Regions from separate parts of the Homo sapiens genome. Here regions 2 and 3 are each linked to region 1. Evidence: read pairs that join two places in POLR2A ChIA-PET (ENCODE). Cell type or tissue: PC-9. All regions are shown on one strand.

Region 1 (5,000 bases):
AATTGGAGACCAGCCTGGCCAACATGGTGAAACCCCATCTCTACTAAAAATACAAAAATTAGCCAGGCATGGTGGCGGGCGCCTGTAATCCCAGCTACTCCGGAGGCTGAGGCAGGAGAATCACTTGAACCCGGGAGGCAGAGGTTGCAGTGAGCTGAGACCACGCCATTGTACTCCAGCCTGGGTGACAGAGCAAGACTCCGTCTCAAAAAAAAAAAAAAAAAAAAAAAAAAGCGTGATACCTTAAGCAAATAACCATTCAATTCTGCCAAACCTTGGTATCAGGCCCAGATAGAGAGACAGGCACACACTGCCTGTGAGTGTCTTGGGCAAATAGGAAGGGAGTCATCACACAGTCCTACAATATCATAGCAGAGGGGCCTAAGGGTAGCATCTTAGCTATAAACGGACCTTCTCTGGAGTAGGAAGGACAAAGAACTTCCCCCAAAACTTTTGTCTAAGGAGAGGCAGAGCCCTGTCTTTAAGAACCCCAGAGCCGTTAGATGAAAGAGAACAGTGCCCTATTCCAAGGAACATTTGTCCAAATGGCAACAGGGCTTCGCAGGGAGGCCCAGTGTGAGAAGGGAAGAACAGCCCTGATCTGATACAGAAAGACAGGGCTGCAGGGACCTGTAAGCTTGGGTAGAGAACCAGGGGCCCTGCTGGCACACCTGACCCTTTGTGGGAATTAAAGAAAGGTGTTCTCTGCACCCCTTCCTTCCAGCTGACACAGCCTGGCCTGGCACAGGGTGCAGAGCTTGGAGAGTAGAGTGCCCAGCACGGCTGGACAGACTCCGCCGAATGCCTTTGCATGGGACTCAAACTGCATAGCCCAAAGTGCAAGCCCTGGGAAGGGATCCCTGCTCTCTCTAAGGGAACCCCAGTTTCAGAAAGGAAGCCCAATAAGCCCCTGGGAGACACTGCCCCGATCCAGACAACCCTGGTTCAAGGCAGAGAAATGACCAGACCCCAGGGAATTCTGATCTGATAGGGAACAGAGACAAGGCTTTGTTCCAGAGCATTCTGGTCCAGAGGAATAGACAGCCCCACCTTCAGAGGCCTGTCCTCTGTACTGCACTCACGGCATGCGCCTTGCCATCTGTTCAACTAGGAAAGAGTAACCATCAGGCAACAATGCCTCAACTCCCTGACCCACCTTCCTCCCCACAAATGTCAGTATTTCTTTTATCTCCTAGAGACTATGAGGAAAGCTATGGACTCTCTTGCCTAAAAACATACGCATGTGTTTTTACATACACACAGGCACACACACATGCAGTGTTATACATACAACTTCAGGAGGTTAGGAAAGCTCTAGATCCCATCCCAATACCACTTGGAGATCTCTGAAGCCCAGGTTAAGACCCAAGACCCTGTTCTAGACTCTAAGCACACCTCCGAAAGGGCAAATCAAACTAGGTTGTGTCCTACAAGATAAAGCTGAAGCTCCTTATCATGGCAGCGAGGCCTTCTGTGATATAGATTCAACCTATATTTCCAGCTTCCATTCCAAATACTGTCCATGAATCCTATGGGCTATGCTCACTGAACTAATGCTAAACACTCCCTGGATGAGGCATTCCTTTCTTGCCTCTATGTCTTTTCACATGCTATTTCTTCTAACAGAACTGTTTTACCCCACTACATCAAATTTCTATTTATCCTTCCAAATCCTGCCCAAATATCATCTCCTCCAGGAAGTCTTTCTGGATTAGCTATCTCTTGACCCTTGTGTGTCCTGGTTATTGCCCCGTCACCCTACATTGTGATCACCTGTTCAGGTATGTTTCCGTTATCTACAAACCATCCCAAAACTTAGTGGCTTAACACAACTCATTATTTATGATGCTGTGGTTGACTGGGCATTTCCTCACTCATGCAGCTCATTCATCCTGGAGGACTGGCTGGGCTGGAAAGTCTAAAATGGCCTCACCGCATGTTTGGGAGATTGGGTGTCTTGGCTCTCTTCCATGTGGCCTCTCATCCTCCAGTATGTTCAATCAGCTTTCTTACTTAGCAGTCTCAGGGCAGTGTCACACCAAGAGGGTAAATGCCAAAGCCGCAAGGCCTGTTGAGGCCTAGAATCTGGAACTCACACATCACTTCCACCACTTTCTATTAAGCAAAGCAAGTCACAAAGCTAGCCCATAATCGAGTGATGAGGAAAGGCAGCTCTTGATAGGAGAAGATGCAAATAATTCTGGCCATATTTAATCTTTCACAATGAATCTGACTCCACTAGACTTGGAGTTTCTCCAAGGCAAGGACCTTGTCTTATCCTTCCTTTACTCAAACATTTATTTAGTACTGACTCATGTTCAGCTTAGTGTCCTTGCCTTCAAGGGGTTAGATTTGCAGATAGACAATTATGGTCCAGTGTCTTGAGTGCTATGACAGGAGTATAAATAAGTTTCTAGGGGCCAGGCACAGTGGCTCATGCCTGTAATCTCAGCACTTTGGGAGGCCAACGCAAGTGGACTGCTTGAGGCCAGGAGTTCAAGACCAGCCTGGGCAACATGGCAAAACCCTGTCTCTACTAAAAATATAAAATAAAAAAAATTAATAATAAAGAATACGTTTCTAGGATACTACAGTAGAAGGAGGAGAAAATCAGAGTAAGCTTCACACAGGAGGTAATGACTGAAAACGGACTCAGAGAAGGAACAGAAGTTCACTTGGCAGACAAGGAAGAAAGGTTACTCCAGATATAAAGACAACACTATGTAGAGAACATAGAGGTGTAACAGAATGATGTATCTGGGGACCTGCTAGCAGTTTGCTTTTGTTAGAAAGTAGAATGCAAGGAAAGTTAGTAGGTGAAGCTGGAAAGCAACCCAGAGACTAGCTGGGTATCCCATCCCTTGCTCTTTACACAAGGCCTGGCATGTAGTAGTTGTTCAGCTATGTCGGATTTTTAAAGTCACTGAGCTAGGCCTTGAAACCAGGGGGTATTGGTTTCTGGGGTTTTGTTTTTGTTTTTCATAGAGACAGGGTCTCACTATATTGCCCAGGCTGGTCTTGAACTCCTGGGCTCAAGCAATCCTCCTGCATTGGCTTTCCAAAGTGCTAAGATTAAAGGCATGAGCCTTGGTTTCTGGTTTGAATTCTCATTTACTTAGCCCCTGCTGACTAACTAACCCTCTTTATCATTACCTCACTTAAACCTCATAGCAACTGTATTCATCATGCCCAGTCTATTACCAAGGAAACAGGCCTAGAAAGAGGTGACTCTTCTAAGAACACATAAATTGTAAGTAACAGAATTAGGACTTGAACTTGAGTCTGTCTGGCCCTAAATCCGAGATTGTTTCCCAACCCATCACTGGGCTCAGGGCTTATCTCATAAAGTCTTTCTCCCGTTCCCACTGGTGTCTCCTTCATGCAAGACGCTGTGCTGGGTAAATGGCTAGAGATGACCTTCCAAGTACAAGGGACAGATATGTAAACAAACAATCAAAATATACATGATCAAAGAGAAGCAGTGGAACTGAAAACTCAGAGGAGGCATCAAACCCAGGCTTGGGGGACAAAACTAAGTCTTGCCAGAGTCCTGAAGGATGAACAACAGTTAACCAAGCAAGGGATACTGGAGGGCATGGAGGCTCTCTGGCCTGGAGTGCAGAGCATGGAGTGCTCAAAGAGCTAGTTAGCTCTGCAAAGCTGAGTGTCAGGAATGTAAAGGGAGAGAATAGGAGTGAGAGAAGAGTCTGGCAAGGCAGACAGGGAAGGCCTATATGCCTTGATGGAGAACCACTGAAGGATTTAAAGAAGGAGAGGGTTAATTTTGTCCAATAGAAAGATCACATTGTGTGTAGTGTGGAGGATGGGTTGCAGAGAGAGAAGCTAGAGACCAAAAGATGAGACGGGAACAGCTGCAAATTTCGAGAGCTCGTAAGATTATGTATGACTGGAGCACAACGACAACCAAGGTAGGTACAACCATGGAAGAACAACTCAGGGCTGACTTGCCTTTGCCCAGTGCCATGCTGGGCTCTGGGTTCACCCAAATAATTCACACACGGCCCCAACCCTGAAGTGGTCAGTCCACTGATAAAAACTTCACAAGCGATGATAACGGCGCAGAGATGAATGTACTCTTACACAAGGCAAAGCTATTTTTCAGTTAGACCTGGAAGGATGAGTAGGAGATACAGAGGTGGAGATGAGAAAATTAGCGACCTTTCAATGTACACTTTCAGGATCTAGAAAAGGATTGAGTGTGAGGGATGGAGAAAGTGGGGTCCAGGACGACTCTCAACTTTCTTCTGTGGGCACACCTGAGTAGATAGTGGCTTCCTCTTATGAACAGGGAACCCAAGAGGAAGGCCTCTGTTTGGAGGATACTGAGTTCCATGTTGGCCATGTTGGCCGTGTGGGTATGCAGTGCCTATGGGAGCTCCAGGGGCCGTGCAGCAGACAGCTGACATGTTGGGAGTCCTCTGATAACAGAACTGGATGGCCTAGGGGTTGGGCGGGGATCGCCCACAGGCGATAGGGAATTCGGACGCCTTGTCCCCTGTAAAGCACCCAACGCGATGCCTCTGCCCTAAGGGCAGCCGCGAGAAAGGCAGGCACAGGAGGCGGGAGCCGGGGCCGGGCGATGGGGCGGAAGGAGCCCCGCAGCGGGAGGGGTCGTGGAGTGGGGTGGAAGGACTTCGCAGCCGCTAAAGATTGGGTGGGTAGGCTTCACGGGCGGTGGGAGGGACCCCGGGGAGGCTTCTGCCGGTTGCTACCCGAGTACAAACGGCAGCTTCCTGGTCTCTGTCCGGCCGCCCCCGCCGCATTGTGAACTTTCACCCCCAGCGCGCGACGGCGGCAGATCACGTGATTAGGGCCAACATGGCCGCCGCCGCCGCTTGGAGCTGAAGTGCCGCCGCCGCCGGGCAGCCACGGGGAATCCGCCCGCATCGCCGCCCTCGCCGGCCGGGCGGCCGTGGGGCCCAGAGCGCCGGAGGCCAGGGCTGGGGCGGCACCGCGCAGCGGCCACGGGGTCCCGTTAG
Region 2 (5,000 bases), 800 kb before region 1:
TACCAGTTCTCTACAATGTCTTCCAGAAAATCAAAGCAGAAAGAACGCTTTCTAACTCATTCTATGCGTCCAACATTACTCTAGACATTACCCTATTACCCAAATAAAGATATTATAAGAAAGGAAAACTACGGACCAATATCTCTCATGAACATGCTCCAGAAATCCTCAACAAAATTATTAGCAAATTGAGTTCAGCAATGTATAAAAAGAATTACATGTTGCTGCCAAGTGGGATTTATTCCAGGTATGCAAGGCTGGTTCAGCTTCAAAAATCAATTAATGCATATTCTGTTACATCAACAGGCTAAAGAAGAAAAATCATATAATCATATCCATAGATGTAAAAAAACCATTTGATACAATCCAATACCTATTCATGATTTTTAAAAAAACTATCAGCAAACTATGAGTAGAGGGGAACTTCTTCAATTTGATCAAAAAACCTATAGCTAACATCTTGCTTAATGAGACACTGGATTCTTTTCCCCTAAGATTGAGATAAAACCAAGGATGTCCCCCCTCTCACCACTCCTGTTCAACATTATACTAAAGTCTTCACTAACACAGTAAGACAAGAAAAGGAAATAAAAGGCATACAGATTGGGAAGGGAGAAATAAAACTGTGTTCACAGATGACATGATTGTCTATGTAGAAAATCCCAAAGATTGGCAAAAACATTCTGGAACTAATAAGCAATTAAGGCAAGTTTTCAGGCTGTAAGGTTAATACACAAAAGGCAATTGCTTTTCTATATACCAGCAAGAAGCAATTGGAATTTAAAATTTAAAACACGGTGTCATTTACATTAGTGCCAAAAAAAAAGGGAAATACTTAGGGATAAATCTGATAAAATATGTGTAAATGTGTTTGTGCATAGATCCATATATGAATGAGGAAAACTACAAAACTCTAATGAAAGAAATCAAAGAAATCTAGATAAATGGATATTCCACATTTTGATAGAAGGACTCAGTATTGGGTTTTGGGGGTTTTGGGGTTTTTTTTGAAACAGGGTTGCCCAGGCTGGAGTGTAGCGGTGCAACCACGGCTCACTGCTGTCTCGACCTCCCAGGCTCAAGTGATCCTCCTACCTCAGCCTCTCAAGTAGCTGGGACTACAGGCGTGCGCTACCACACACAGCTAATTTTTTTTTTATGTTTTTTATTTTGTAGAGTCAGGGTCCGCTATGTTGCTGGGGCTGGTGTCAAACTCCTGGGATCAAGCAGTCCTCCTGCTTTGGCCTCCCAAAGTGCTAGGATTACAGGTGTGAGCCACTGTGCCCAGCCTCAGTATTGTTAAGATGTCAATTCTCTACTTGATCTATAAATTCAATGTAATCAGAATCAAAATTGCAGCAAGTCATTTTTCGAATATCAACAACTTACGTTAAAATTTATATGGAAAGGCAGAAGACCCAGAATCTACTGATGAAGAAGAAGAAAGTTGGAAGATTGACAGTACCTGACTCCAGACCTACAATAAAGCTATCAAGATACAATCAAGATAGCGTAGTATTGGCAAAAGAATAGACAAATAGATCAATAGAATAGGATAGAGATCCCATAAATTGACCCACACAAATATAGTCTGTTGATCTCTGACAAAGGAACAAAGGCAATTCAATGGAAAAAGGATAATTTTTTCAATAAATGATACTGGAATAATTAGATATCTGTATGTACAAATTAATCATTCACCTTGTACCTTTCACAAAAATTAACTCAAAATGGAACCTAAATAGACTAAATGCAAAACCTGAAACTATAATAAACTTCTGGAAGGTAACATAGAAAATTTATGTGATTTTGGGTTTGGTAATGAGTTTTTAGATATAAAACCAAAAGCAAAATTCAGAAAAGAAAAATCAGTACGTTGATTTTATTAAACTCCAAAACTTGTACTCTGTGAAGTTCACTGTTAAGTGAATGAAAAAACAAGCCACAAACTGGGGAAAAAATTGCAAACACATACCTGATTAAGGACTTGTATTCAGAATATACAAAGAACTCTTAAAACTCAACATTAAGAAAACAACCAACCCAATTAAAAAAATGGGCAAAAGAACCAAAAAGACACCCTTTCCAGATGGTCAAAAAAGATATGCAGATGGAAATAAGCATATGAAAAGATGTTTGCATTATATGTCATTAAGGAAATGCAAATTAAAACAACAGTGAAATACTATCACACCTATTAGAATGACTAAAAAAAAACCAAAAAACCTGACAGTCTCAAATGCTGACAAGGATGTGGAGCAGTAGGAACGCTCATTCACTGCTGGTGGGAATGGTTTGGCCACTTTGGAGCACAGTTTGGCCACTTTGGAGCACAGTTTGGCAGCAGCTTACAAAGTGAACATAATATGTTCTAGCAGTCACCCTCCTAAGTATTTACCCAGTGGAACTGAAAACTTATGTCTACACAAAAACCATACATGAATATTTATAGCAGCTTTATTCATAATTGCCAAGAACTGGAAGCATCAAGATGTCCTTTAGTATGTATGTGGACAAACTGTGGCACATCTAGACAATGGACTACTATTCAGCACTAAAAAGAAATGTAGTCTGTTAAAAAAAAAAACACTACTAAGGGCTTTGAAATCAGGAAATATAAAAAGTGTATTTTATGAAACAGCCACAACCAATATCCAAGGGCTTTGAAATCAGAAAGCTCTATATTCAAATCTTCCTCCTGCCATTTCCTAGTTGAATTTCTTTATTTCTTTGTTCATAAAATGGGAAGAATAATACCTATCATATAGGGCTGTTTAAGGATTAACAATAATGTAAATAAAAATAAAAACAAAACCCCAGATACTGCTGAATAATTGTTAGTTACATTCCTCCACTCTCTATTATTTTGCTTCCCAAATATATCTTACAAATATTCTTCCTGTCTATATCCACTGTTACCCCTTCAGCCAGGTCTCCTCATTTCTCTCTTGGACTAGTGCATGTCATTCATCTGCATAAAAATCCTTCAGTGGCTCCCCATTGCCTCCATCAGCAAGTCCAGGCTCCTTGTCCTAGCAGCAAGACCATGCTGTGGTCTCACAGGCTTTGTTCTGTCAGTACTACTGTATTTGCAATTCCCAATATGTGCCAGGCTCTTTTTCTGCTTTGGACCCTTGCACATATTGTATCCTCGGCTGAGAATGCCCTTCTCCTTTCTCTCTTTTCTTGACAGTACCTCCTCAAGATACCCACCCTAATTCCCAAGACCACTTTAAATTGTCTGCCTCCTCCATACCTTGTATATAATAGTGGTCGTACTTATACCCAAAGGTAATCTTTTATTTACTTACCTATTTGCTTACTGAAATTCAAGCTTTTTGAGAGTAGGAACCAAAATGGAAAACTTAGGTTCCTTAGTGCAGTGCTTCTGAAACATTTCCTCCAGAGGACCCTTAGTGGTAGAGGAGAGTGAGCATATATTGCAAAGCAACCCACTGCAAGCATAAAAATTCCTTTTTTTTTTTTTTTTTTTTTTTTTTTTTTGAGACAGGGTCTTGCTTTGTCGCCCAGGCTGGAGTTCAGTAGTGCAATCTCAGCTTACTGCAGCCTCAGCTCAAGCAATCCTCCCAACCTCAGCCTCCCCGGCCCAAGCAATCCTTACAACCTCAGCCTCCTGAGGAGCTGGGACTGTAGGCACATGCCACCATGCCCAGCTAATTAAAAAAAATTTTTTTTAAATAGAGATAAGGTCTCCCTATGTTGCCTCTGGTCTCAAACTCCTGGGCTCTAGTGAATCTTCCCACCTTGACTTCCCAAAGTGCTGGGATTACAGATGTGAGCCACCACACCTGGCCCCCCAAAAAAGAATCTTTAAGATCTTTCATTTTGCTTGTAAAAATTCTGCATTCTATACCATAGTATGTATGTGTTTTCTTAATACATTCTTCCTCATATCTTCAAGTACATGTATTGCTCCAGGAAGATACACTGGTTTGTACTGTGGCTTTGAATAACTCTAACCTCTATTACATAGCCCCTGAACTGTGACACCTGCTTTGAGAGCCTGGACTTAGTGGATTTAGGGACAATGTTATCTGGAAATCATGATAGTGACCTCTATCTTATACTGGGGACCTATAGAAGAATTGAACAGAGGATTTGACTGTGATTTTAACTACAAATTTTATGAGATATAGCCCTTCCACTGGGCTCACATAAGTGCTAGGATGCTAGTTTATAACAAGTTCCTGCACATAGATGATGGAATTGTTTTAGTGGCCCTCCCTTTCTGTCCCCTGAAGTCTCTTGACCTCCCTGCCCAATAGGCATACATTTATGGACAGCCAGTTGAATGAGAGAGAAGAATCCAAATAAGAAAAATAAATGAGCAGTTATTTTCCTTCTTAAATTATTGAAACTATGATAATAATTCAGATGAATCTAGAAGGAATAGTAAAAGCAGAAGTCAAACATTAAAACAGTAGGAACAGTGACTAATATTTGTATAACCTTTCAAAGGGCACTGTGACCCACATTGCTGTAGGTATTCACTGATCTTCCCATCAGCCCTATAAAATGTGCATTACTATAGCTATTTTAAGAGTTAAGGAAACCAGTTGTGTCTTACCTGAGGTTGCACACCTAGTAAGTAGAACTGGTGGCTTAAACTCCAATCTTCTTACCTTAAGCTGATTACACTTTACATCATAGAAAGTAGGGGCTTTGGGAAGAACAGGAGAGAGTTTTGGAGTCAGTTTTCTCTTGTCAAAAATGAAAATAATACTTACCTTAGAGTAGGACTGCTCCAAAGGTAGACAGGGCCCTGGCCAAATAACGTTTTGCAAGGCCTCTGCCTGTATAAACCAGTTGATGGGTCCATGTATGATATATTGACTTACTAAGGATTTAGAACAATGGGTAGAGAAGAGATACTTATGTATTTGTTATCCAATCAGTGCATATGAAAATTCCTTTTGCTACCCAGACACCACCAACTCTTTCTGTTCAGGTTCAGGAACCATCTCTGTGTTTTCTATTGT
Region 3 (5,000 bases), 52 kb before region 1:
GCTGTGGTTTTGTTGTTGTTGTTGTTTTGCATTTGTGTTTTTTTTTTATTTTTTATTGACTCATAATATTTGTACATATTTACAGATCACATATGACATTTTGTTACATGCATAGAATGTGCAATTACCAAATCAGGGTATTTAGGGTTTCCATCACCTCGAGTATTTGTCATTTCTACGTACTGGAAACATTTCAAGTCCTCTCTTCTAACTATTTTGAAATATACATCATTGTTAACTATAGTCATCCTACTCTGCTATCAAACATTAGAACTTATTCCTTCCATTAGAACTTATTCCTTCCATCTAACTGTATTATTGTACCCATTAACCAACCTCTCTTCATCACACGCACTCCCTGCCCAGCCTCTGGTAACTATCACTCTGTTCTCTACCTCCATGAGATCAACTTTTTTAGCTCCCACATATCAGTGAGAACATGCAGTATTGGTCTTTCTGTGCCTGGTTTATTTCACTTAAACAATGATCTTCACTTCCATCCATGTTGCTGAAAATGACAGGATTTCATTTTTTTAATGGCTAAATAATATACCACATTTTCTTTATCCATTCATCTGTTGGTGGGCACTCAGGTTGACTCTGTATCTTTGCTGTTGTGATTAGTGCTGCAATAAACATGGGAGTCAAGTACGGTGGGCAAAGGACATGAACAGACATTTCTCAAAATAAGACATACAAATGGCCAACAGGTACATGAAAAAATGCTGAGCATCACTAATCACCAGGGAAATGCAAACCAAAACCACAATGAGATACCATCTTACCCAGTTAGAATGGCTATTATTAAAAAGACAAAAAGTAACAGATGCTGGCAAGAATGCGAAGAAAAGGGAACTCTTATACACAGTTGGTGGGAATGTAAATTAGTACAGACGTTATGGAAAACGATATGGAGATTCTCAAAAAACTGAAAATAGAACTACCTTGCAATTCAACAATCCCACTACTGGGTATTTATCCAAAGGGAAGAAATCAGTATATCAAAGGGATCACTGTGCTTTTTATTGCCTGCTCTCCCACTAGTCTGCAAGCTTCTTAAGAAACATTTGTTTAATAAATGAAATAATTGTGTCCCACTGTGTGACATGCTCCATAATGGGCCCTGGGACCACCAGGTTGACGAGGACATGGTCCCTGCCCTTGAGCAACTGCCAGTCTAGCCACTTGATCCTCATCCGTAGAGATCACTTGGGTGATCTACCACTTCACTCAGGTGAACTACCATAGATCACTTCATCAGAGCAACAAATTCCACTTGGGTGAACTACCATAGATCACTTGGGTGAACTAGCATACATTACTTCATCAGAGCAACAAATGCTTTCCAAGTCTGTGCATACACATAATTTTCTTTGATCCTTATAGCAGTTTCTGGGGGATAGTGGTAGATAAGGCAGAGATTAGTTCCCAGACCTTAGCTACCAGGGAGAATAGGGGGTGGCCAGGAGGAGTGAACTTTGTTGGTGAACTTTGTTGTCACAAGTTCACCACTTGAAAGAACAGAGATGGAAGCCATGGGATTCCAGCAGTTCTCCTTTCTCTGGGGCTCCTAAGGGCAGAAGTTTGGCTGCGGGACCAGATCTTACACTGTTTTCATTCCATCTTGAGGCTGATGCCTTCCCTGGCCTTTGGGCATGTAGGATTCCCTCCCAATTCTAGTGCCCCCAGCCTAAGACTGGGGAGCCCTGGGCAAGGAGAAGCCAGTGGCTGGGCTGTGACTGAAGCTCCCCAGCCCAGCCAGGACAGGATGGGCCCCAGTGTAAACCGGATTTGCCTTGTAAACAGCTGAGCAGCTGGGCTCCATCTTGGCAGGGGAGCCCAGCAACAACCCAGCAGGACAGCCCCAGCCCAGCAGGGCATTGTCCAAAGAAAAAGGGGGGAAAAAAGCTGAGTAAACAAAGAGGGATGGCCAGTTTTTTCGTCTCTGACTTGTTATTTCAGCCGGACAATTGCTGTGCTGACTGTGGGTCTGGTTGGGCTGGGCCAAGCTGAAGTCTCAATGATCTTCCTCACCTCATCTCCTCTCTTCTCACCTCAGCTCAACTCACTTTGCCTTCTCTACTCTAGGCTCACTTCTGGGAAAGGGGTCAAAGACGGAAACTGCAGACAAGTGGGGACAGGCTCCAGGAGCCGACAGGAGGGTAAGGAATTGAGCATTTGCCAAGTATATATAGAGGTATATCCAAGGTCTTGTTAGAACACAGAGCAGAGGCTGATACAGCAGATTCAAATAGTCAAGACAGTCTGTCCAACATTGGCTCAGATAGCCCCACTCTGGCTCTCATAGGAAAGTTCACTCTACATTCCAATAATCTTGATACCAAAGTTACATGTGAAACCCTAGGACTGTCTTCCTATCAGGTTTCACATCCAAGCCATCTTCGGCCACTGCCCAAGTACAAGCCCCTGCAGCCTTCTCCAGTATTTTCAGCCCCAAACTGCAGTGCACCCCCTCTTACCCGCTGCCACCTCTCCTCCCAGCTTCTCCCCTCTCCCCACTGCCACCTCTCCTCCCAGCTTCTCCCTTCTCCCCACTGCCACCTCTCCTCCCAGCTTTTCCCTTCTGCCATCTAAAGCAGATTCTCAGCTCTTGACCACCTCAACCTTAGTGCCCTTTATCACCACTTTATGTGTCCATCCCTGATCCTATGCCATTCATTCATTTGACACATATTTAATAGGCATCTACTCTGTGTTCTCAACACTTGAAATAGTGACGAACAAAACCCTGTTACCAAGGAGCTTTTGCTTTAGAAGTGGGAAACAGACAATGAAAAGATACAAGATACTTAAGGGAGTGATCAGTACCACAAAGGAAATAAACAGCGTGGTAAAATACTGGGGACAATGGCTCACGCCTATAATCCCAGCACTGTGGGAGGCCGAGGCGGGTGGATCACTTGAGGTCAGGAGTTTGAGACCCACCTGGCCAACATGGTGAAACCCCATCTCTACTAAAAATACAAAAATTAGTTGGGCGTGTCAAATGCCTTTTTTTTTTTTTTTTGAGAAAGGGTCTCACCCTATCCCCCAGGCTGGAGTGCAATGGCATGATCACAGCTCACTGCAGCCTTGACCTTCTGGGCTCAAGTGATCCTCTTACCTCAGCCTCCAGTCCCAGCTAATTTTTAGATTTTTTGTAGAGACAGGGCCTCACCATGTTGTCCAGGCTGGTCTTGAATTCCTGGGCTCAAACAACCCTCCCACCTCAGCCTCCCAAAGTGGCTCAGATGATGGGTAGAATCTTCCAACCAGATGAATGCAACTGGGATTTTCTTTCTTTCTTTCTTTCTTTCCTTTTTTTTTTTTTTTTTTTGTTGAGACAGAGTCGTGCTCTGTCTCCCAGCCTGGAGTGCAGTGGTGCAATCTTGGCTCTCTGCAACCTCCACCTGCCGGGTTCAAGCAGTTCTCTGACCTCAGCCTCCCAAGTAGCTGGGATTACAGGCGTGGGCCACCATGCCCAGCTCATTTTTTGTATTTCTAGTAGAGATGGGGTTTCACCATGTTGGCCAGGCTGGTCTTGAACTCTGGCCTCAAGTGATCCTCCCAAAGTGCTGGGATTACAGGCATGAGCTACCGCGCCTGGCCAGTGGGATAAGTATTTCAATTTGAGTCCATGCCAAGGGAAGGAAGGCTAAGCTGAAGAGAAGCTCTGGGGGTTATTTGATAGTAAATTTAGAAGAAAGAAGTCGGCAAGTGCTATGGGCCCCCATGCATCTACTATTATTTGGATCCCAGAACACTTCAGGGGATAGAGAGTTCTGTTCCACTCTGCACTTGTCAGGTAGCGGTAGATCCACCTGGAGGACAATGTCCAGTTTGGGAGAAGAGACACTGATCAACAACTCTAATCACTCCCACAGACCACAGACCCTGATAGTTTGCCAAGAATGACACCTGCCTATGGTTTAGCATCCTTGATCTTCACAAATATCCTGAGAGTGGGATAATAACAGTAGCTAATATTTATTGAGTGCTCACAGTGTGCCCAACATTCTTTATTCTGTTTTCCACACAGAAAATCATGCAATCCTCAGGCCGGGTGCGGTGGCTCACGCCTGTAATCCCAGCACTTTGGGAGGCCGAGGCGGGTGGATCACGAGGTCAGGAGATTGAGACCATCCTGGCTAATACAGCGAAACCCCAACTCTACTAAAAATACAAAAAAATTACAGGCAGGCGCCTGTAATCCCAGCTACTCGGGAGGCTGAGGGAGGGGAATCACTTGAACCCAGGAGGCAGTGGTTGTAGTGAGCCGAGATCACGCCACTGCACTCCAGTCTGGGTGACAGATCGAGACTCTGTCTCAGAAAAAAAAAAAAGAAAAAGAAAGAAAGAAAATCATGCAATCTTCATAACAACCAAGAGATGGGTAGACTAACTGCATATTTCAAATGAAGAAGCAGGCAGAGGGGCTTAAGTAACTTGACCAAGACCACACAGTCACTGAGCAGTAGGACCAAGACTCAGACCCAGACTACCGAGGAGTCTGAGCAAAGAAAGGACAGGGAGGCTTGATGGAAATCAACACTAGTTGCTTTACTAAGTGCTAGTGTGCTGCATCTTAATCTCTCCCTAGACTTGGACCCCCAGTCTGAGCTTTGACTCTTGAGTTCTGGCGCTGTGGGGCCTAAGAACAGGGTGGCTCCATCACTGGGGCAAGCAGCCTCTTACATGTGAGCCTGTTTGTCTAAGGGCAAGAATGGGGAAAACTGTGTACTTGAAGCTATTTGCTAGGACTTTGGGACAGTTGGTTCTGGACACTCATCCGAGACAACCAGCTATTTGTGGATATTGTTTATTCTTTCTGCTCCTCTCCTCATACTGTGACTTCTGCTGACCTCCTCTGCTTAAGTAAGTCCCCACTGAGGTCCTGACCTATCTTTGGACCATGTCCTGAAGAAGTTGTTCCAGGCCAGGCATGGTGGCTCAAGCCTTCGGGAGGCTGAGGTGGGTAGATTGCTTGAGTCCAGGAGTTT

What was found. Peaks named below come from ENCODE experiments on the same cell type or tissue, not always from the same donor. Only the 100,000 strongest peaks of a DNase experiment are listed, where the experiment ranks them.
Region 2: POLR2A ChIA-PET joins it to region 1 with 7 read pairs; 1 of 35 experiments calls an interaction of 5 or more read pairs at or near these places.
Region 3: POLR2A ChIA-PET joins it to region 1 with 5 read pairs; 7 of 35 experiments call an interaction of 5 or more read pairs at or near these places.

Annotation. Positions count from the first base shown.
Region 1 is chr1:44,627,138-44,632,137 of GRCh38, forward strand. All of the region lies in intron 5 of RNF220 (ring finger protein 220), which reads left to right. Among named protein-coding and RNA genes, the nearest start is that of SNORD145, 41 kb to the right of the region's middle. RefSeq lists enhancers at 4,340-4,439, 4,532-5,000, 4,770-4,859 and a silencer at 4,890-5,000. In PC-9, no CTCF peak of the experiment used is centred here; DNase peaks (open chromatin) are centred at 1,934, 2,314 and 4,784; H3K4me3 peaks cover 1,085 bases; H3K27ac peaks cover 1,625 bases.
Region 2 is chr1:43,826,522-43,831,521 of GRCh38, forward strand. All of the region lies in intron 4 of ST3GAL3 (ST3 beta-galactoside alpha-2,3-sialyltransferase 3), which reads left to right. Among named protein-coding and RNA genes, the nearest start is that of MIR6079, 9.6 kb to the right of the region's middle. In PC-9, no CTCF peak of the experiment used is centred here; a DNase peak (open chromatin) is centred at 4,500; H3K27ac peaks cover 1,275 bases.
Region 3 is chr1:44,574,827-44,579,826 of GRCh38, forward strand. The region is part of intron 2 of RNF220 (ring finger protein 220); the gene reads left to right. Among named protein-coding and RNA genes, the nearest start is that of MIR5584, 32 kb to the left of the region's middle. In PC-9, no CTCF peak of the experiment used is centred here; no DNase peak of the experiment used is centred here.